Regions from separate parts of the Homo sapiens genome. Here region 2 is linked to region 1. Evidence: chromatin loops called from intact Hi-C (ENCODE). Cell type or tissue: B cell. All regions are shown on one strand. Links, peaks and the distances in the headings refer to the core of each region. The heading gives the core; the rest is flanking DNA. Region 1 overlaps ETHE1 (ETHE1 persulfide dioxygenase). Region 2 overlaps PSG4 (pregnancy specific beta-1-glycoprotein 4).

Evidence for each region. Peaks named below come from ENCODE experiments on the same cell type or tissue, not always from the same donor. Only the 100,000 strongest peaks of a DNase experiment are listed, where the experiment ranks them.
Region 2: it touches region 1 in a loop (16-fold over the local background); 5 of 110 quality-filtered maps call a loop at or near these places.

What each region holds. Positions count from the first base shown.
Region 1 is chr19:43,514,422-43,525,162 of GRCh38, reverse strand. The region is part of intron 3 of ETHE1 (ETHE1 persulfide dioxygenase); the gene reads left to right. Among named protein-coding and RNA genes, the nearest start is that of ETHE1, 7.4 kb to the left of the region's middle. In B cell, for the core only: CTCF peaks have their summits at 5,280 and 5,479 (motif pointing right); DNase peaks (open chromatin) are centred at 5,512 and 6,292; H3K4me3 peaks cover 347 bases; H3K27ac peaks cover 682 bases.
Region 2 is chr19:43,186,996-43,197,736 of GRCh38, reverse strand. PSG4 (pregnancy specific beta-1-glycoprotein 4) reads left to right here. Exons shown (of 6, transcript NM_002780.5): 4 at 2,464-2,742; 5 at 3,143-3,397; 6 at 4,349-5,035. The coding sequence ends at 4,365. Among named protein-coding and RNA genes, the nearest start is that of PSG5, 5.8 kb to the right of the region's middle. In B cell, for the core only: a CTCF peak has its summit at 5,809 (motif pointing right); no DNase peak of the experiment used is centred there.

The DNA of each region.
Region 1 (10,741 bases), core at 1,945-9,944:
TTTTTTTTCTTTCTTTCTTTCTTTCTTTTTTTTTTTTATTTGAGACTGGGTCTCTGTCACCTAGGCTGGAGTGCAGTCAGCCTTGACCTCCCAGGCTCAGGTGATCCTCCCACCTTAGCCTCCCTGGTAGCTGGGACCACAGGCATGCACCAGCACGCCTGGCTGATTTGTGTATGTTCTTGTAGAGACAGGGTTTTGTTATGTTGCCCAGGCTGGTCTTGAACTACTGGGCACAAGTGATCCTCCTACCTTGGCCTCCTAAAGTGCTAGGATTACAGGGCTTCTGAAAGTGCTGGGATTACAGGCATGAGCCACTGCACCCACCCTTTTTTGTTGTTGTTGTTTGTTTGTTTGTTTTTGAGAAAAGGTCTTGCTCTGTCACCCAGGCTGGAGTGCAATGGTGGGATCATAGCTTACTGCAGCCTTGACCTTCTGGGCTCAGGTGATCCTCATGCCTCAGCCTCCTAAGTAGCTGGGACTACAAGCACCTGCCACCATACCTGGCTAATTTTTTAATTTTTTGTTGAGCTGTAATCTCACTATGTTGCCCAGGCTTAATAGCTTTATTGATATAACCCACATACCATATAATTTATCTATTTCGAGTGCACAATTCAATGACTTTTAGTATATTCAGAGTTGTACATCCATTACTACCATTAATTGGAAAATGTTTCCATTACTCCAAAAAGACCCCACACCCCTTAGCCATCACCCCTATCCTTCCCTTTTCCCCCCTCAGCCTTAGGCAACTTTTTTTTTTTTTTTTTTTTAATTTGAGACAGGGTCTCACTTTGTTGCCCAAGCTAGAGTGCAGTGGTGCGATCTTGGTTTACTGCAACCTCCACCTCCCGGGTTCAAGTGATTCTCTTGTTTCAGCCTCCCAAATAGCAGGGATTACAGGCGTGCGCCACCAAGCCCAGCAAATTTTTTTGTTTTATTTATTTATTTATTTATTTGAGATGGAGTTTTGCTCTTGTTGCGCAGGCTGGAGTGCAATGGCGCTATCTCAGCTTAGCGCAACCTCAGCCTCCCGAGTAGCTGGGATTACAGGCATGCGCCACCATGCCTAGCTAATTTTGTATTTTTAGTAGAGACGGGGTTTCTCCGTATTGGTCAGGCTGGTCTCCAACTCCCTATCTCAGGTGATCCGCGCGCCCTGGCCTCCCAAAGTGTTGGGATTACAGGCATGAGCCACTGCGCCCAGGCACATTTTTATTTATTTTTTTGAGACAGTCTTGCTCTGTCACCCAGGCTGGAGTGCAATGGCAAGCTCTCAGTTCACTGCAGCCTCTGCCTCCTGAGCGCAAGCGATTCTGCTGTCTCAGCCTCCCAAATAGCTGGGATTCCAGGCATGTGCCACCATGTCTGGCTAATTTTTGTATTTTTAGTAGAGATAGGGTTTCACCATGTTGGCCAGGCTGGTCTCAAACTCCTGACCTCAGGTGATCTGCACACCTTGACCTCCCCAAAGTGCTGGGATTATAGGCGTGAGCCACCATGGCTGGCTTGTCTGAGATTTTGGAGATGGGGGTCCATTTTTCTCTCCTTTATTTTTCCTTCTACTTTAAAAAAATGAATTGTTAGCCTGGGTGTGGTGGCTCATGCCTGTAATTCCAGTACGTTGAGAGGCTGAGGTGGGCGGATCACTTGAGGTCAGAAGTTCGAGATCAGCCTGGCCAACATGGTGAAACCCTGTCTCTACTAAAAATACAAAAATTAAGCGGTATGGTGGTGAGGCACCTGTAATCCCAGCTACTCAGGAGGCTGAGGAGGCAGGAGGAGAATTGCTTGAATCCGGGAGGCAGAGGTTGCAGTGAGCCAAGATCGCACCACTGCACTCCAGCCTGGGTGACAAAGCGAGATTCCATCTCAACAAACAAACAAACAAACAAAACCGAGTTGTTAACATTCATGGAATGAAAGGAGTCCACATATTATACATGTGTATGAGTACTTACCCAGATCCCGATACAGAACTTGCCCATCACCCCAGAAGTCTTCCTTGCCTCCCTTTCTGGCCAATGACCGCCCTCCTAAGGCACCATTCTTCTGATGCATTTAACCACAGGCCGGTTTTGCCTGTTCTGACATTATAAACAGGACTTATACAGTGTACTCTTTTGTGTCTGGCCTTTTTTCCACTCTACATGATGTTGGTTTATACTTGGAGTTCTTTCCTTCTTATTGCTATAGAGCAGCAGTTGGCCACCTTTTTCTGTGAAGGACCAGATAGTAAATATTTTCAGTTTTTACAGGTAGTAGGGTCTCTGTGACAGCTACTCAGCTCTCTTATTGTGGCATGAAAGCAGCCACAGACACTGCATAAATGAATAGGCATGGCTGTGTTCTAATAAGACTTTATTTGTGGCCTCTACATTTGGATTTTAGGTCAGGCTCATGCCTGTAATCCCAGCACTTTGGGAAGCTGAGGTGGGTAGATCACCTGAGGTCAGGAGTTCGAGACCAGCCTGACCAACATGGTGAAACCCCATCTCTACTAAAAATACAAAATAAGCTGGGCGTGGTGGGGTGTGCCTGTATTCCCAGCTACTCAGGAGGCTGAGGCAGGGGAATCGCTTGAACCTCCCCCGGGAGGTGGAGGTTGCAGTGAGCCCAGATGGTGCCATTGCACTCCAGCATGAGTGACAAGAGCAAAACTCCATTTCAAAAAAAATAAATAAATAAAATAAAAAATAAAATTTGGATTTCATATAGGTTTTTTTTTAAATTTGTTTGAGACAGGCTCTTGTTCTATTGCCCAAGCTGGTATGCACTGGCGTGAGCATAGCTCATTGCAGCCTCCAACTCCTGGGCTCAAGTGATCCTCCTACCGCAGCCTCCTGAGTAGCTGGGACTATGGGCATGTGCCACCATGCCCAGCTAATTTTTAAACAATTTTTTGTAGAGACTGAGTCTTGCTGTGTTGCTCAGATTGGTCTCAAACTCCAGGCCTCAAGCAACCCTCCTGCCTCGGCCTCCCAAAGTGTTGGGATTACAGGTGTGAGCCCCATCTAGTTTTTACATGTTACTTTGATAGTTTTCAATGTGAAAAAAAGTTAAAATGATTCTTAGCTTACAGGCCTTACAAAAACTGATGGCAGGCCAAATTTGGTCCACTGGCCATAATTTTTGCCCTACAAAATGGGCAGGTTGTGGTGGCTCCTAGGCTCAAGCGATCCTCCTTGCCTCAGCCTCCCAAAGTACAAAGTGAATTACAGGCATGAGCCACTACACCCTATTTTCCTTCTGATTATTCAGTTTTTGGCTACCACGAATAATGCTGCTATGAAGATTCTTCTGCTAATATCTTAGGGAACATTGTCATGAATTCTAAGGACTGGATTTTCTGGGTCACTGAGTCGACAAATGTTTAATTTTCATAGAAACTCCCAGTTTCTTGAACTGGTTGTTCATCTTACATAAAAGATGGGACAAATTTAAGTGGTTTCATTGTAGAATGAGTTTTCTTTCTTTCTTTTTTTTTTTTTTAGAGACAGAGTCTCACTCTGTCCCCCAGGTTGGAGTGCAGTGGCACAATCTTGGCTCACTGCAATCTCTGCCTCCCTCTGGGAGCCTCAGTTCCCTGCGCTAAAACACAGGGTTTATCACAGCACCTTCCTCTTGAGGCTGTTTCAAGGATTAGCTGGCTGCCTTCAGGATCTCCAACCCAGAGGTTCCCCTTCTAGGTGTGAAGCCCAGAGACACCCTTGCTCATGTGCACAAAAGACAGCAGGGGTGTAGGGCAGGGGACAAAGTACACAGCAGGGGACTGTTTAATACATGATGACGCTACAAGGCAGTGGATCGCCAAAACAGGAGTAATTCTTTTTTTTCTGAGACAGAGCCTCACTCTGTCACCCAGGCTAGAGTGCAGTGGCGCAGTCTCGGCTCACTGCAACCTCCGCCTTTCGGTGATCCTTCTGCCTCAGCCTCTCCAGTAGCTGGGATTACAGGTGCGCACCACCACATCTGGCTAAATTTTATGTTTTTATTAGAGATGGGGTTTCGCCATACTGCCAGGCTGGTCGTGAGCACCTGGCCTCAAGTGATCTGCGTGCCTCAGCCTCCCAAAATGCAGGGATTACAGGAGTGAGCCACCGCACCTGGCCCAAGTTTTCTTTTTTTAATAAACTGATTGAGAAGTGAACATCTTAGCTGCCACAGGGTGGCCGAATCAGAAAGTTAGGTTTGCTGTTAAATATGCTGGCTTAGAGAAGTACTGCTGAAAACACTGATCCCCCAGGTCCCTTAGAATCAGAGAGTCTGATTTAATTGTTCTGGGTGGACACAAGGAATTGGCATGTTTTAAAAGCTCCACCATTGATTCTTATGTGGCTCAAGTGTGGGTTTCAATACTTCCTCCTTTTAACATTGTGAAACGAGTAATTTTTCTTCCAACATTTTATTATGAAAAATTTCAAGCATAGAGAAAAGCTGAAAAAAAATTTTTTTTTTTTTTTGAGACAGGGTCTCACTTTGTCATCCAGGCTGGAGTGCAGTGGTGCAATCATAGCTCACTGCAGCCTCAACCTCCTGGCTCAAGCGATCCTCCTGCCTCAGGCTTCCAAATAGCTGGAACTACAGGTGTGCACCACCACTCCTGGCTAGTTTTTGTGTTTTTTGTAAAGACAGAGTTTTGCCACATTGCCCAGGCTGGCCTCGACCTCCTGGGCTCAGGCAATCCTCCCTCCTTGGCCTCCCAAAGTGCTGGGATTAGAGTGAGCCACTGCACCAGGCTTAAAATTTTTTTTTACAGTGTACATCTCTAACCATCCATCACTTCATCTTTTTTTCTTTTGAGATGGAGTCTCACTCTGTTGCCCAGGCTGGCGTACAGTGGCACAATCTTGGTTTACTGCAACCTCTGCCTCCTGGGTTCAAGCGATTCTCTTGCCTCAGCCTCCCGAGTAGCAGTAGCTGGATTTACAGGCGAGTGCCACCACACCCAGCTAATTGATTTTTAAAAGATTTTTAGTAGCGATGGGGTTTCACCATGTTGGCCAGGCTGGTCTCGAACTCCTGACCTCAAGTGATCCACCTGCCTTGACCTCCCAAAGTGCTAAGATTACAGGTTTGAGCTGCTGTGTCCGACCTATTCTTTTTTTTTTTTTTTTGGGTGGGGGTCTCGCTATGTTGTCCAGGCTGGTATTGAACCCTGGCTAAGGTGATCCTCCCGCCTCAGCCTCCCAAGTAGCTGGGCCTACAGACGTGCACCATCATGCCTTGCTGTAATTGTTCTATTTTATTATTAGTTATTATTGATTTATTAATGTGCCTAATTTATAAATTAAACTCTATCATAGGTGCGTATGTATAGGAAAAAGCATAGTGTGTAGGGTTCTGTACTATCTGCGGTTTTAGGCATCCACTCCGGGTCTTGAAATGTATCCCAGGCAGATAAGAGGTGTTTACTATAGTTTTGAGTAATGAAGGGAAAGAACTTGGGAACCAAATGGAAAAGAAGCTGAGAGCTTACTTGCCACCAGGGGGCAGTGTAGGCCGTGGGAACTCCAAGGCCAGCAAGCTGAATGCTTTACAGGATTCCTTCTGGGTTATGTTTCTTTGATGGGGGTAGTTTCAGGTTTAGCTGCTGCAGGCAACAGATGAAAGAAAAGCTCTGGGGATGTGTCACAGACATGATGCATCATGGAAGGGAAGAATGAATTTGTTGAAAGAATTTGGGGTTAGGCAGGCTGGGCTGTTGCGGAAATCACTCGACAAGTTTCAGGGACAATGAAGGCTGCTTTAGGTCAAGATGTTATATGTTCCCCACCCACAATTTCTTATTTTGAATTTTTTAAAATCTACATTGAAATAATAGTACAAAATATAACAATACACAAGCACAGGCCGGGCGCGGTGGCTCACGCCTGTAATCCTGGCACTTTGGGAAGCCGAGGTGTGCGGATCACCCGAGGTCAGGAGTTTGAGATCAGCCTGGCCAACATGATGAAACCCCGTCCCTACTAAAAATACAAAAATTAACCGGGCATGGTGGCACGCTCCTGTAATCCCAGCTACTCAGGAGGCTGAAGCATGAGAATCACTTGAACACCCAGGAGGTAGAGGTTGCAGTGAGACGAGATCGCACCACTGCACTCCAGCCTGGGCCACAGAGCAAGACTGTCTCAAAAAAAAAAAAAAAAAAAAAAAAAAAAAACAAGCACAAATTTCATCAGCCATCAGAGCAATTATGTCACTATAGGTCATGAAACTTTTAGAACCGCGCCCCTCTCCCCCAAATGTTTTTGGGGAATGCGAGTGAAAATGGGCAAAAAGTCCAAAAATCGTTTTGATTTTGCAGAATGTCAGGGTTCTCTAGGCTATACTTTGAGACTTCCTCTTTTACAAAACCTTTGTCACGTCTAACAAAATATGCAGTAACTTTTTTTTTTTTTTTTTTTTTTTGAGACAAGAGTCTCGCTCTGTCGCCCAGGCTGGAGTGCAGTGGTGCGATCTCGGCTCACTGCAAGCTCCGCCTCCCGGGTTCATGCCATTCTCCTGCCTCAGCCTCCCGAGTAGCTGGGACTACAGACGCCCACCACCACGCCCAGCTAATTTTTTTTTTTGTATTTTTAGTAGAGACGGGGTTTCACCATGTTAGCCAGGATGGTCTCGATCTCCTGACCTCGTGATCCGCCCGTCTCGGCCTCCCAAAGTACTGGGATTACAGGCGTGAGACACCACGCCCGGCCAATATGCAGTAACTTTATATCATTATTAAATATTCAGCTGTGTTCAGATGTCTCCAATTACCCGAGGAATAATTTTTACAGCTTTTTTTTTCTTTTTTCTTTCTTTTTTTGGTAGAGATAGGATCTCACCATGTTGCCCAGGCTGGTCTCAATCTCCTGGGCTCAAATGATCTTCCCCTCTCGGTGACTCAAAGTGCTGTAATTATAGGTGTGAGCCACGGTGCCCAGCCTACGGCTGTTTTTAGGAACCAGGATACAATTGAGCTTAGTGTTTGGCCATTATGTCTATTTAGTCTCTTTTGTGTGTGTGTTTGTGTTTTCTTTTTCCTTCTTTTCTTTTTGTTTTGTTTTCTTTTTTATTATTTATTTATTATTTTTTATTTATCAAAAATCTTTTTGGATCTAGAACAGTTTCATATCCTTTTGCCCCAGGATATTGACTTTTTTTTTTGAGACAGTCTCGCTCTGTCACCCAAGCTGAGGATATTGACTTTTGTTTTTTGTTTTTTTTTTTTGAGACGGAGTGTTGCTCTGTCACTCAGGCTGGAATGCAGTGGCATGATCTCTGCTCACTGTAACCTCTGCCTCCCAAGTTCAAGCAATTCTACTGCCTCAGCCTCCCCAGTAGCTGGGACTATAGGCATGTGCCACCACGCTTGGCATGCTTGGCTAATTTTTTTTTTTTTTTTGAGGCGGAGTCTCACTCTGTCACCCAGGGTGGAGTGCAGTGGCGTGATCTCAGCTCACTGCAGCCTCCGCTTCCTGGGTTCAAGCAATTCTCCTGCCTCAGCCTCCCGAGTAGCTGGGATTACAGACATCACCACCACGCCTGACTAATATTTGTATGTTTTGTGGAGATGGGGTTTCACCATGTTGGCGAGGCTGATCTTGAACTCCTGACCTCAGGTCATCCACCTGCCTTGGCCTCCCAAAGTGTCGCGATTAGGCGAGCCACCGTGCCTGGCTTCGGCTAATTTTTGTATTTTTAGTATGGATGGGGTTTCACCATGTTCACCAGTCTGGTCTCAAATTCCTGACCTCAAGTAATCTACCTGCCTCGGCCTCCCAAAGTGCTGGGATTACAGGCGTGAGCCACCGTGCCTGGCCGCATTTAATACATTTAACCTACTGAACATTATAGGTTAGCCTACTTTACCTTAAAGTGGTCAGAACATTTACATTAGCCTACAGTTGGGCAAACTCATCTAACACAAAGCCTTGTATTTTATACAAGAGTGTTGAATATCTCATGTAATTTATTGAATACTGAATTGAAAGTGAAAAACAGAATGGCTGTATGGGTGCATGGAATATGATTTCTATTGAAAGTGTATCACTTTTGGCTTGGTGCAGTGGCTCATGCCTGTAATCCCAGCACATTGAGAGGCTGAGATGGGAGGATTGCTTGAGGCCAGGAGTTCAAGACCAGGCTGGTCAACATAGTGAGAGCCCATCTTTACTGAAGAAAAAAAAAGACAAATGAAAAAAAGAAATAAAATGTATCACTTTCACATTATTGTAAAGTCAATAAATTGTTAGTCATCGGGCACATCACACCTGTAATCCCAACACTTTGGGAGGCTAGTGTGGGCAGATTGCTTGATGCCAGGAGTTCAAGACCAGCCTGGTCAACATGATGAAACCTCGTCTCTACTAAATAACAGTACAAAAATTAGCTAGACACAGTGATGCGTGCCTGTTATCCCAGCTACTCAGAAGGCTGAGACACAAGAATCACTTCAACCCAGGAGGCCGAGGTTGCAGTGAGCCGAGATCATGCCACTGCACTCCGCAGCCTGGGCGACAGAGAGAGACTCTATCTCAAAAAAAAAAAAAAAAAAGAAAAAAAGAAAGAAAAAAAAGCCAGGCATGGTGGCTGACTCACACCTGTAATCCCAGCATTTTGGGAGGATGAGGCAGGCGGATCATTTGAGGTCAGGAGTTTGAGACCAGCCTGGCCAATGTGGTGAAACCCCATCTCTACTAAAAAGACAAAAATTAGCCAGGTGTGATGGTGAGTGCCTGTAATCCCAGCTACTCAGGAGGCTGAGGCAGGAGAATCGCTTGAACCCGGGAGGCGGAGGTTGCAGTGAGCCGAGATCGCACCACTGCACTCCAGCCTGGGTGACAGAGTGAGACTCTGGTTAAAAAAAAAAAAATCATAAGTCAGACCATCTTAAGTCAAGGACCACATGTATACCAAGGGTTGAGCCACAGGGTATGTGTAGATTTAGCTTTAGTAGAAACTGCCCAGTAATTTTGATTTGTAGATGATCTTTATATATTCCGGATCCAAGAACTTTGTTGGATCCAGTACAACTCCTTTACCTGTGGTTTCACTTTCTGTGGTTTTAGTTATCTGTGGTCAACCATAGCGTGAAGATATTCAATGGAAAATTCCAGAGATAAACAATTAGTAAGTTTTAAATTGTACATCGTTCTGAGTAGCATGATAAAATCTCACACCATCCCACTCAGGACATGAATTATCCCTACGTCCAGTGTATCTGTGCTGTATAGGAGTATGTTACCCATTCGTTAATCACTTAGTAGCCTTCTTGATTATCAGATGAAAAAAAAACATAGATTGGCCGGTCACGGTGGCTCACGCCTGTAATCCCAGCACTTTGGGAGCCTGAGGCGGGTGAATCACCTGAGGTCAGGAGCTTGAGACCAGCCTGACCAACATGGTGAAACCCTGTCTCTACTAAAAAATACAAAAATTATCTGGGCATGGTGGTGGGCACCTGTAACCCTAGCTACTTGAGAGGCTGAGGCAGGAGAATCACTTGAACCCAGGAGGGGGAGGTTGCAGTGAGCCAGGATCATGCCATTGCACTCCAGTCTGGGTGACAGAGCCAGACTCCGTCCAAAACAAAACAAAACAAAACAGTATTTATAGGGTTTGTACTATCTGAGGTTTCAGATATCCACTGGGTTCTTGGAGGTATCCCCTGCGGATAAGGAAGGACTACTGTTTATGTTTGTAAATATCATTTTCCACTCTGAGGGCTACCTTTTCACTGTCTTTTTTTTTTTTTTTTTTTAAGGCGGAGTTTTGCTCTTGTCATCCAGGCTGGAGTGTGATGGTGCAATCTTGGCTCACTGCAACCTCCGCCTCCCGGGTTAAAGCAATTCTCCTGCCTCATCCTCCCAAGTAGCTGGGATTACAAGCATGTGCCACCATGCCTGGCTAATTTTTGTATTTTTAGTAGAGATGGGGTTTCACCACATTGGCCGGGGTGGTCTCGAACTCCTGACCTCAGGTGATTTGCCCGCCTCGGCCTCCCAAAGTGCTGGGATTACAGGTATGAGCCACAGCGCCCAGCCACCACTGCCTATTTTTTATTTTTAAAAGTGTAAAACATTGAATTTTATTTCAACGGTATTGCTTTTAATGACTGTTGGGTATTCCATTTTTATATTAGTGTGCTTACCTTTTTAAAATTGGTTTGCAAGATCTGTTTGTATATTAAGTATATTGACCACTGTGTGGTATGTATATGTTACAAATATATTTTCCCAGCATATTGGTTCTCTTTAGATTTTGTTTATGGTGTTGCTGCCATTCAGAACCTTCTGACTGATCTTTTCCTTAATGATTTATCACTTTAGGTATCACATTTGAATATCCCTTCTGTATTAGTCTGTTCTCATGCTGCTAATAAAGACATACCTGAAGGCTGGGTGTGGTGGCTCACGCCTGTAATCCCAGCACTTTGGGAGGCCAAGGCAGGTGGATCACGTGGTCAGGAGTTTGAGACCAGCCTGACCAACATGGTGAATCCCCATCTCTACTAAAAATATAAAAATTAGCCAGGTGTGGTGGTACATGCCTGTAATCCCAGCTACTCAGGAGGCTGAGGCAGGAGAATTGCTTGAACTGGGGAGGCAGAGGTTGCAGTGAGCCAAGATTGCACCACTGCACTGCAGCCTGGGTGACAGAGCAAGACTGTCTCAAAAAAAAAAAAAAAAAAAAGACATACCCAAGACTGGGTCATTTATAAAGAAAAAGGGGTTTAGTGGGCTCACAGTTCCACCTG
Region 2 (10,741 bases), core at 2,648-10,647, 330 kb after region 1:
AGATCAGTGAACACAGCGGGGATTTGGCTGGGACTTCAGTGTTGCGACTTGGCTCACAGGGTCACTGTGGCCCTTCCACAGACCAGGATTTTCCCTTCCCTCTGACAATGTCACCTGTGACTTTATTCTCTTTGCTCCAGATGGCCTGGATGCCCCCACCATTTCTTCCTCATACACCTATTACCATACAGGGGAATTCCCCAATCTCTCCTGCCTCACAGACTCTCACCCACTGGCAGAGCATTCTTGGCTGATTGATGGGAAGTTCCAGCAATCAGCACAAGTGTGCTTTATCCCCCAAATCACTAAAACATATAGAGGGGTTTAGGTCTGTTTCATCCATAACTCAGCCACTGATGGAACAAATCTCATAATCAAGAGGATCATAGTGCCTGGTAAGTGGATCCCTGGAGCATTGGCAATATGTTTTCCAGTGAAGTCTATCTAGCTATCAGGGAAAAGCCACCTGCCCTCTGCAAAGGGAGAGGGAAAATCAAAAACCCAGCACAGGGAATATGTTTCTGCTCCAAAACCACCAGCTTTTGCCTGTCCCCTTCACTCTTTCTAGGTCATTCTTTAGACTATACACTAACAATGAACAATCTGAAAGGAAATTAAGGAAATAATTTCAATTCACATTAACATCAAAAGGAATAAAATATTTTGGAGTAAGTTTAATCAAAAAGGTCAAATGATTATATCCTGAAAACTACAAAACATTGCTGAAAGAAATTAAAGACGATATCAATATATGGAAAGACATTTCATTTTCATGGATTGGAAGAATCAATATTGTTAGAAAGACAATACTACCCAAAGTTAGTTGCAGATTCAATGCAACCCCTACCAGAATCCCAGTAACATTTTTTTGCAGAATTATAAAACTCTGTCCTAAATCTGACCTGACAGGCTCTTATTAATGACTGCCACAACAGAAACACTGAGAAAAAGAGGCAACCATGAAAACGTGGAAAGTTCTGACGACAGAAAATAGCAATCAGCCTTTCTCACATCCCAAAGCTTTAAAAAATATATGAGTGCAGCATGGCCAGTATGGAATTGACCAAAAACTAATCATCAAGCTAGAAACGTGGTGAGAGAAAAAAAAAGGGCAAGAATATCTTTGGCTTATCACCTCCCACTTTTGCCTACTAATCTGATGCTGAAAAGAAATGCTCACTGAAGCATTTTAGATTTTGAATCTTTCAGATTTGGGATGCTAAACCAGTAAGCATATGACAAATATTTCAGAATAAAAAAATGTCAGAAATCCAAAACACTTTTTGTTCTAAGTCTTATGCATAATACTCAATCTGTGTGAATTATAGGCATCAAGCTCTACAGCAGATCTCCAGAACCTCCCCACCTTGCATAACTGAAACTGCACACCCATGAACAACTTCTGATTCTCCCCACTCCCAGCTCCTGGCAAACAGCAGTCTCTTCTCATATTCACTCTGGAATCCACTTACATGAGGTCCCTAGAGTAGTCGAACCCAGGGAATCAGAGAGTAGAATGTCCAATGAAAGAAAATATTTGCAAAACTTCTCTCCAAATTTGTCTCATATCCATCAAACACACATGGTCCATGAGGACCAGATTTCCAGCAGTTCATTCCCACACTTTCCACCAGTCAGTTCTGCTTTTGCAAATGTCCATATGTATTTCTGGAAAGATCCACATGGTCCTCACCTGCCCTCTGCAGAAGGAGAGGAAACTTAAAGAACCCAGGACAGGGAACATGGTTCTGCTCCAAAGCCACCAGCTCTTGCCTGTCCCCTTGACTCCTTCTAGATCATTCCTTGCACTCTGCTCTATCTTTAGAGGTCACTGGTTCAAGTAAGTCATCATGAAACACCTGCAAAACACTGCCCCACTTTCTGCCTCCACTGGCTGATGACTGAACTGACCTCCAGGCTTGACTCTGGTCTCTCCTGTGTTATTTCTGCTGAAACATCCAGTCCCAGGCCAGACTGCTCAGTATCTTCAGGGTTTCAGGACAATGGGAAGTCCCATTATTACTCATCTCTAGAATGTCCTTGAAATGGAAGCTGCAGAGAAATCTCATCTAGGGGGGCAAAGGAGGATGGAATTTGGAAGGGGCCCAGTAGTTGCACATTCCAGGTAAGGAACCCAAGGTGAGCCAGCAAGTTAACTGATTAGGGAGGGACTGGGAGGGGTACAAGGGGCTGTGACTCCCACTGATATGTCTGTCCATGACCCAACACTGCTGCTCAATTGACACTTGAGAAAGTCTGTGCCTCCCTAAAACAGAGCAGGTGGCCTCACAGTCTTTGAGCCCTTAGATCATCATGCATCTATCTTGTGACAGAAGCACCAGCTATTGGCTTTCAAGGACTCGGGTGGGCTGAGAGGTGGGAGATGCCAACTCTGATTGAAGTATGCCTGTGGAGGAATCAAAGGTGCCACACAGGACAATCTTCTCTCTGTTATCCACACAGCAAAGCTGTCCAAGCCCTACATCACAATCAACAACTTAAACCCCAGAGAGAATAAGGATGTCTTAACCTTCACCTGTGAACCTAAGAGTAAGAACTACACCTACATTTGGTGGCTAAATGGTCAGAGCCTCCCTGTCAGTCCCAGGGTAAAGCGACCCATTGAAAACAGGATCCTCATTCTACCCAATGTCACGAGAAATGAAACAGGACCTTATCAATGTGAAATACGGGACCGATATGGTGGCATCCGCAGTGACCCAGTCACCCTGAATGTCCTCTGTGAGTATCTTTTGTTCCTCTGTGGGCCAGGACACCAGCTTAAATCCAAACCACCAGAGGCCAGGTCTCTCAGTCTCTCTCCAGTCCAAGTATAGACACCTTTACTTCTGGACATCCGAGGTGGCCATGACTCCCTGCCCTGGGAAAACCTAGGTAGGCACAGCCTTAACCAAGAATATAAGGGGAGGGGACGCTCTTGTCATGGGAGACTTGGGGCCTAAAACTTGTGATGGGAGAAACAGGTGAATACCTCAGGCTTCGGCTCAGTGAACATAGAGGGAGTTTGGCTGGGACTTGAAGGTGTGTCTTGGCTTAGAGGGTAACTGTGTCCCTTTAAGAGACCAGGAACATCCCCTTCCCTCGGATGACATCACCTATGGCTTTATTCTCTTTGCGCCAGATGGTCCAGACCTCCCCAGCATTTACCCTTCATTCACCTATTACCGTTCAGGAGAAAACCTCTACTTGTCCTGCTTCGCCGAGTCTAACCCACGGGCACAATATTCTTGGACAATTAATGGGAAGTTTCAGCTATCAGGACAAAAGCTCTCTATCCCCCAAATAACTACAAAGCATAGTGGGCTCTATGCTTGCTCTGTTCGTAACTCAGCCACTGGCAAGGAAAGCTCCAAATCCATCACAGTCAAAGTCTCTGGTAAGTGGATCCCAGCATCCTTGGCAATAGGGATTTAGGTGGAGTCTATCTGGCATTCAGGGAAGAGTGAGGAAAACATTTTTATTCCCAGCCTGTGTCCCATGGGCACAAGCAAATCCCAAATTCTACTCCTGAACACTCCCAATTTGTCTAAGAACTTCCAAAACTTTAACAAACAGGCTGATATCTTCTTAAAATTCCCAGCCTAGACCAAGCAGGAGAAACATTGATTTCATTGAAATAATTGACAATATTGAGGATAATATTTTTATGATTTTTATTTGAAAATTTGCTGATTCTTTAAATGGTTTGTTTTCTAGATTTATGGAATTTTTTTCTTTTAATCTATCTATAGCTTGTAGCAGTTCAATAAACTATACTTCTGGGAACCGTAATTGAAACATTTACTTTTGCTCTCTACCTGACTGCCCCAGAATTGGGCAACTATTCATGAGTATTGATATGTTTATGGTAATACACATATTTGCACAAGTACAGTAACAATCTGCTCTCTTTGTAACAGGACACATTTCAAATCATTGGTTATATTACCAAGGCTTTGACTGGGATGTTATATTCAAGAATATAGATAGAATGAACCAATATGAACTGCAGGCAAAGTCTGAAGTCAGCCTTGGTTTGGCTTCCTATTCTCAAGGGTTTTGTAAAAGTTTAATCTGAGAGTCCTTATAAAAACTTAGAGCAAATAAAATTCTAAAAGAGCGCCTACATGGTCTATTGCTACTCTTGCTGCACTTATGTAAAGAATCAGACCACGTTTGAAGAAACTCAACCTATTTTGCAAACAAACTTATTCTACTGAAATTATCATTGGTAAAACTAGAGATGCCCATAGAGAGAAAAATTATGTGGAAAATAAAAACTGTAGTACACCGGTTATGAGATTGCAGCTCTGTTCATTGTTTCTGTGTTTTTATTATCCACCTGTAGACTGGATATTACCCTGAATTCTACTAGTTCCTCCAATTCCATTTTCTCCCATGGAATCACGAAGAGCAAGACCCACTCTGTTCCAGAAGCCCTATAAGCTGGAGGTGGACAACTCGATGTAAATTTCATGGGAAAACCCTTGTACCTGACATGTGAGCCACTCAGAACTCACCAAAATGTTCGACACCATAACAACAGCTACTCAAACTGTAAACCAGGATAACAAGTTGATGACTTCACACTGTGGACAGTTTTTCCAAAGATGTCAGAACAAGACTCCCCATCATGATAAGGCTCCCACCCCTCTTAACCGTCCTTGCTCATGCCTGCCTCTTTCACTTGGCAGGATAATGCAGTCATTAGAATTTCACATGTAGTAGCTTCTGAGGGTAACAACAGAGTGTCAGATATGTCATCTCAACCTCAAACTTTTACGTAACATCTCAGGGGAAATGTGGCTCTCTCCATCTTGCATACAGGGCTCCCAATAGAAATGAACACAGAGATATTGCCTGTGTGTTTGCAGAGAAGATGGTTTCTATAAAGAGTAGGAAAGCTGAAATTATAGTAGAGTCTCCTTTAAATGCACATTGTGTGGATGGCTCTCACCATTTCCTAAGAGATACAGTGTAAAACGTGACAGTAATACTGATTCTAGCAGAATAAAACATGTACCACATTTGCTAATACTGTTCTCTTAAAATAATTTTAAAAGAATGGGGTGGGCCCTCCCATGTGTCCAGGCCAGGTCTCTGAACAGAATCCTCCATCTGCAGTAACAATGCCTAAGAAGATGACATGGACTTGGTCCTGATATGCAGCCATTCCTGTATACCCTTCCCCTGCTGCAGGGCTGTACTAGCCCAGGGCCCAAATCTTCAGCTGCAGAGCTGAGAGAGAACATGGGATACCCAGCATCCCTTACCTTCTTCCAGTTCACTGCAGTGGCTACCGGCATGGCCCATTTATCCCTGAGGACACCCATCTGCTGACCCACAGTTTCTAAGAGTCAGACTTTCCTGGCTTCTCTGAGTCCCAGCTACTTTCACTCTGCTGAATCCTTCTTCTCCCCACAGGTGTCATTGACTTAGCAGACACCTCTTTCAGCTGCAGCTAACAGGTAAGCCAAGACCCAGACCCCAGAGAATAAACAAGGATTTCAAAACCTACTGTGTCCAACGGAGATGCCCACTTGTGGGCGGCAAGCCACCCAGGTGCCGAGGCAAGAGACCGAGGGCACGAGCTTTTCCAGTATAATAAAATATAAAAGGAGAATAGTTATACCAGATATAGATCTTAGATATGATTATATAGGAATATCATTAATCATTAGTTGGTAGCAATTACTCTTTATTCCAATATTATAATAATCCTCGCTCTATGATTATAACCTAGGAAAAGCCAGGTCATAAATAGATAGGAGCTGGGGAGACATAGTGAGAAGTGACCAGAAGACAAGATTGCGAGCCTTCTGTTATGCCCAGACAGGGCCACTAGAGGGCTCCTGGTCTAGTGGTAATACCAGCGTCTGGGAAGACACCTGTTGCCAAGTGGACCATGGACTAGAGGTACCCTCAGTGTCAAGGAAAAACACCCACTACTTAGCAGACCGGGAAAGGGAGTCTCCCTTTCCCCGGGGGAGTTTAGAGAAGACTCTACTTCTCCATCTCTTGTGGAGGGCCTGATGTTAGTGAGGTCCAACCACAGTTATCCGGAGGCCTAACCGTCTCCCTGTGATGCTGTGCTTCAGTGGTCACACTCCTAGTCTGCCTTCATGTTCCATCCTGTACAGCTGGCTCTGCTGTTTAGTTAGCAGTAGCAAATTAGTGAAAGTACTAAAAGTCTCTAATAAGCAGAAATAATGCTGTAAGCTCTTTCTCCTCTCTCTCTCTGCCTCAGCTGCCAAACAGAGAAGGGCCCCCTGTCCAGTGGACACGTGACCCATGTGGTCTCACCTATCATTGGAGATGGCTCACACTCCTTATCCTGCCCCTTTGTCTTGTATACAATAAATATCAGCGCAGCCTGGCATTCGTGGCCACTACCGTTCTCCACGTCTTGGTGGTAGTGGTTCCCTGGGCCCAATTGTCTTTTCTTTTATCTCTTTGTCTTGTGTCTTCATTTCTACAATCTCTCATCTCTGTACATGTGGAGAAAAACCCACCGACCCTGTGGGGCTGGTCCCTACACCCACTGTACAGAGACATAAATAAGTAGAGATGTATACAACTCCCCAACAACACGGTGTCCTAAAACAATGTTCCCTTCCCCCCTCATCGTGGAATTTACTGTCTCTCACCACATGGGCAAGTGCTTCCAGGGTCTCACAATTCTTCCACAAGAGGCAATGCACACTTTAACATAGCACTTCAGCAAATAAAGTGGTGACAGTTTACCTACTTAGAATAAGTTTCTTGAAGGTTCTCCCAAATTTCCCCCTGAAGAAGACAGAAAAGGCTTTCCCAATTGTGAAACACTGGCCTTCCCACCTTTCAAAAAGGACCACTGAATAGCCAAAACAATCTTGCCGAAATAAATTGTAGGACTTGAACTTTCTTATTTGAAAACTGACAAAGTAGTACAATTATTAAAACAGAAGCTGCTGGCAAAAGATAGACATAAAGACAAATGGGATAGAATTGAGAGTCTAGAAATAAACCCTGACACTTATGGTCAATTACTCTTTGAAGGAGGTATCAAGACAATTTAATGGAGGAACAATTCTCCTTTCAAATGATAGTGCAGAAACAACTAGATAACCACATGCAAAACAGTTAATTTAGATAATTCTACCTCCCACGATATCAAACCATTCTCTAAAAAATTGATCACTGAGTTAAATATAAGACCTATAACCATAAAAACATCTTAAAATAAACATAGACGTAAGTATTGATGATCTCAAATGTGCAGTGGATTCTTAGATATGATACAAAAGCATGAGAAACAAGAAAAAAAGATAAATTGGGCTTTATCAAGATGTAAGCCTTTTGTACATCAAAGGAAATTATCAAGAAAATAATTAATAGGCACAGAATGAGAGAAAATATCTGCAAACCACATATAGGCAGTTTTCATGTCCAGATAATATCAAGAACTAGCTACAACTCAATAACAAAAGGACAAACCATCCAATTTATAAATGGGCAAAAGACTCAAATAGACATTTCTTCAAAGAAGATATACAAATAGTCAAGAAGGACATGAAAAGATACTCAACATCATTAGTCATTAGGAAAATACAACGTCAAAGCTACAATGAGACACCAATCACACCTACAAAACTGGCTACCATTCTTTTACAATGTTAAATAACAAGTAGCAGCATTATGTAGAATTTCGAATCCTCATATATTGCTGGTGAGAATATAAAAATGTACAGCCACTAGGAGAAACAGTTTTCCTGTTCCTCAAAAAGCTAATCATAGAATTCTCATTTGAAACAACATCCATTCCTAGGTATATACCCAAAAAATTAAATCCAGGGACTCAAACAGGTACTTGCATAGGAATGTTGATTGCAGCATTATTCACAAAAGATAAAATATGAAAACAATCCAAGTGTTCATCAACACATGAATAAATAAATATGGTGACACATACAACAGAATGTTAATCTGCCATAAAGAGGAATGAAGCTCTGACACCCGCTGGAACATGCATGGACTTTGGAAACATTATGCTAAGTGAAATATGTCAGAAACAAAATAACACCATTGTATAATTCCATTTATATGAACCATTAAGAATAGGCAAATTCATAGAGACAGAGTAGAGATGATCAAAGTCTAGGGTGGAACATACAGGGAGTTATTGTTTAAAAGATACAAAGTTTCAGTTTAAAATGATAAAAATTTTCTAGGAAAAATACTGGTGATGGTAATTTAACACTGTGTATGTGGTTAATTTCACTTGATTGTTTATTTTAAAGTGGTTAAAATAGCACATTATTCACAGAACTGTGAAAAATAGATTTCTATTATTTAATTCACCCAGGCTAAGGTGTTTGTTATGGCAGCTGAAGCCCATGAATACATCATCTGACCCAGTGTTTTCAATGAAAGGCATCAGTTTTCAATCAAGTTAGCTGGAAGCTCCTGTCCCCAGCAGAACCAGAGGCCCCAAAACAAGAGCTCCAGCAGGGGCTCAGCCAGCACAGGTCCCATAAGGCAGCCTCAATGTCAGGCCCTGGATGGCATGTGAGGCAACAGCAATACAACCACAATGTGAAATTGTAAGATTTTTACTACTTACAGACACTGGGGAGCACTTGGCACACCTGGAGACCACAGACACAGAGGTCAGTGAGCCCAGGCAGGGAGGAGAGAAGAGACCTGTAAGCGAATGGCTTTATTAAGTCCAGGGTGTTATCTGACAGGTTTCCAGCAGGGAGCTTTAATGGATGTGTTCAAAGCAAGCAGCAAACACTGGGACCAGGAGCTCACGCTGTGACTGAGAGGTGGTCACTTTAAATGTGAGGGCGAATGTCAGAATTATCAGTTTAAGGAAAGCAGCTGGAGAGACGGGAGCCCAGCACACCAAGCAGCAGAGATGCCTCTAAGATTTTATCTCTGGACACCAACTGGAGCCACCTGAACCAGATACAGTATTGAAAACTGCCATGGTGACCAAGCCCTGCCTCTGATTTGAGGCAAATAAACTTACACCTTATAAAAATGAATGCCAAGGCAACATGACACTATGAGCATCATGACATCCAGGGACACCAGCAGGGTGTGGTACTGTGCCCTGGAGTCAGAATCCTGGGTTCTGGTCCCTGGGAGTGAGAAAATGAAAATGACTTGTCCCTGCCCCCCTGATATTGGTCTTCCCATCCTGCTGCTCCCTCTTCTGCTCCCAAGCCCAACTGCAGTGCTCAGCCCCAGACATCACTGCCCCCAGGGTATACACAGTGCTGCCTACTGCACACAAACACAAACTCACAGAAGGTGACAAAAATCTGCATTTGGGACATCTGATTGTGAAAGAGGGAGAACAGTGAACGTAGAGCCACACAGACTGGGACTCACGGGGCTGGAAGGTGAAGGAGCTGTAACATAACGTAAGTGTGACCTCGTGTGAAGTGTGCAGATCCATGTGGAATAAAACATGCAGCCTGGCCTGGGATTGCTGCCGTTCACACTTCCCTCCCTGTCCACCAGAGGACGACAGAGTCCCTCCCAGCCTGGAGCCTTCCCAGGGGATGCCAACGTCCCTCATTAGAACCCACAGCCCAGAAGGGTCCACCCTCACCAGGGTCAATTCGGCCCAAGTCCTCAGCGCCCTCCATGCTCCCCACATGGACTCTGTCAGCTCCTCTCTGACCTGGCGGCCGCCAACCTAACACCACTCCCTCTGTAGGTAGCTCCAGCCCCACACACCTGCTCCTTCCCTGGGCCCAGCTAAAGGCATCTCCCAGGGCAGCGCTGGTGCACGCGACGCCACGCTGAGCTCTTTCCCCTCGTGACCTCCCTCCATCCTCATCAACTCTTTCTGTCACTGCTCCCTAAATGCCCGCCCCTGCTCCATCTGTCCTGTTCTCTGGGGCATCCCAGGCCAAGCCTAGTGTTGACACAGAACAGTGGCTGCCTGAGGGCCCACAGCCTCCCCGGGAATAAGCCAGGCACCCTGTGTCCTGCCTGCCTGCTGCAGCCCAGGGGGCGCAGAGAGCGTGTGATGGTCACACACAGGCACCATCCGGGATGTGGCCACCTGCCACCAGCTGTCCCTTGGGAAGACAGACCTCTCTTGTGTGCTTGCGGGGAGATGAGGGGTGTTATTGCTCTTTGCTCTCAGAACACAACTCACCCCCACCCGCCCTCTCAGGTGTGAGCAACGTCCCTCCAGACAGGATCTCTGGCCAATGCCTGTTCCTCCTCTACAGAGAGCAGCTTGGCCAGGTCAAAACCCTCAGGACAGACCCCTGGGTATGTCAGCACATGGAGGGCTGAGCCCATCATGGCCACGGAGTAAGTCGGGATGAATCTCTCCAGCTCTGAACCCCTGCTCTGTCCCAGGCTCCCCCTCCTGCGTCTCAACGAGCCATGTCCCGCGGGGTTCCTGGGTAACTCCCCACTTCCTCCTGCACCACAACGGGGAAGGTGTGGTGACCCCAGGACAGTCAGCTGGGCAGAGAAGAGAGGACATCAAAGATGGTCAGGGAGAACATGAGAAACCCTGAGCTCCAGCTCAGCTGCCAGACCCCAGGGAGCCATAGAGTGATGAAGAACTGTCCTCTTGACTCTGGGACTCACAGCCCCCACTGAGCAACCAGCACAGGCCTCTCCTCCCAAGAGGCATGAGAGATTCACCCTGCACACCTCCAGGAAGGACAGTTTCCTCTGGGACACCCAGGTCCTGAAGGTCCATCCTTGGAAGCTGCAGCCAAGCTAG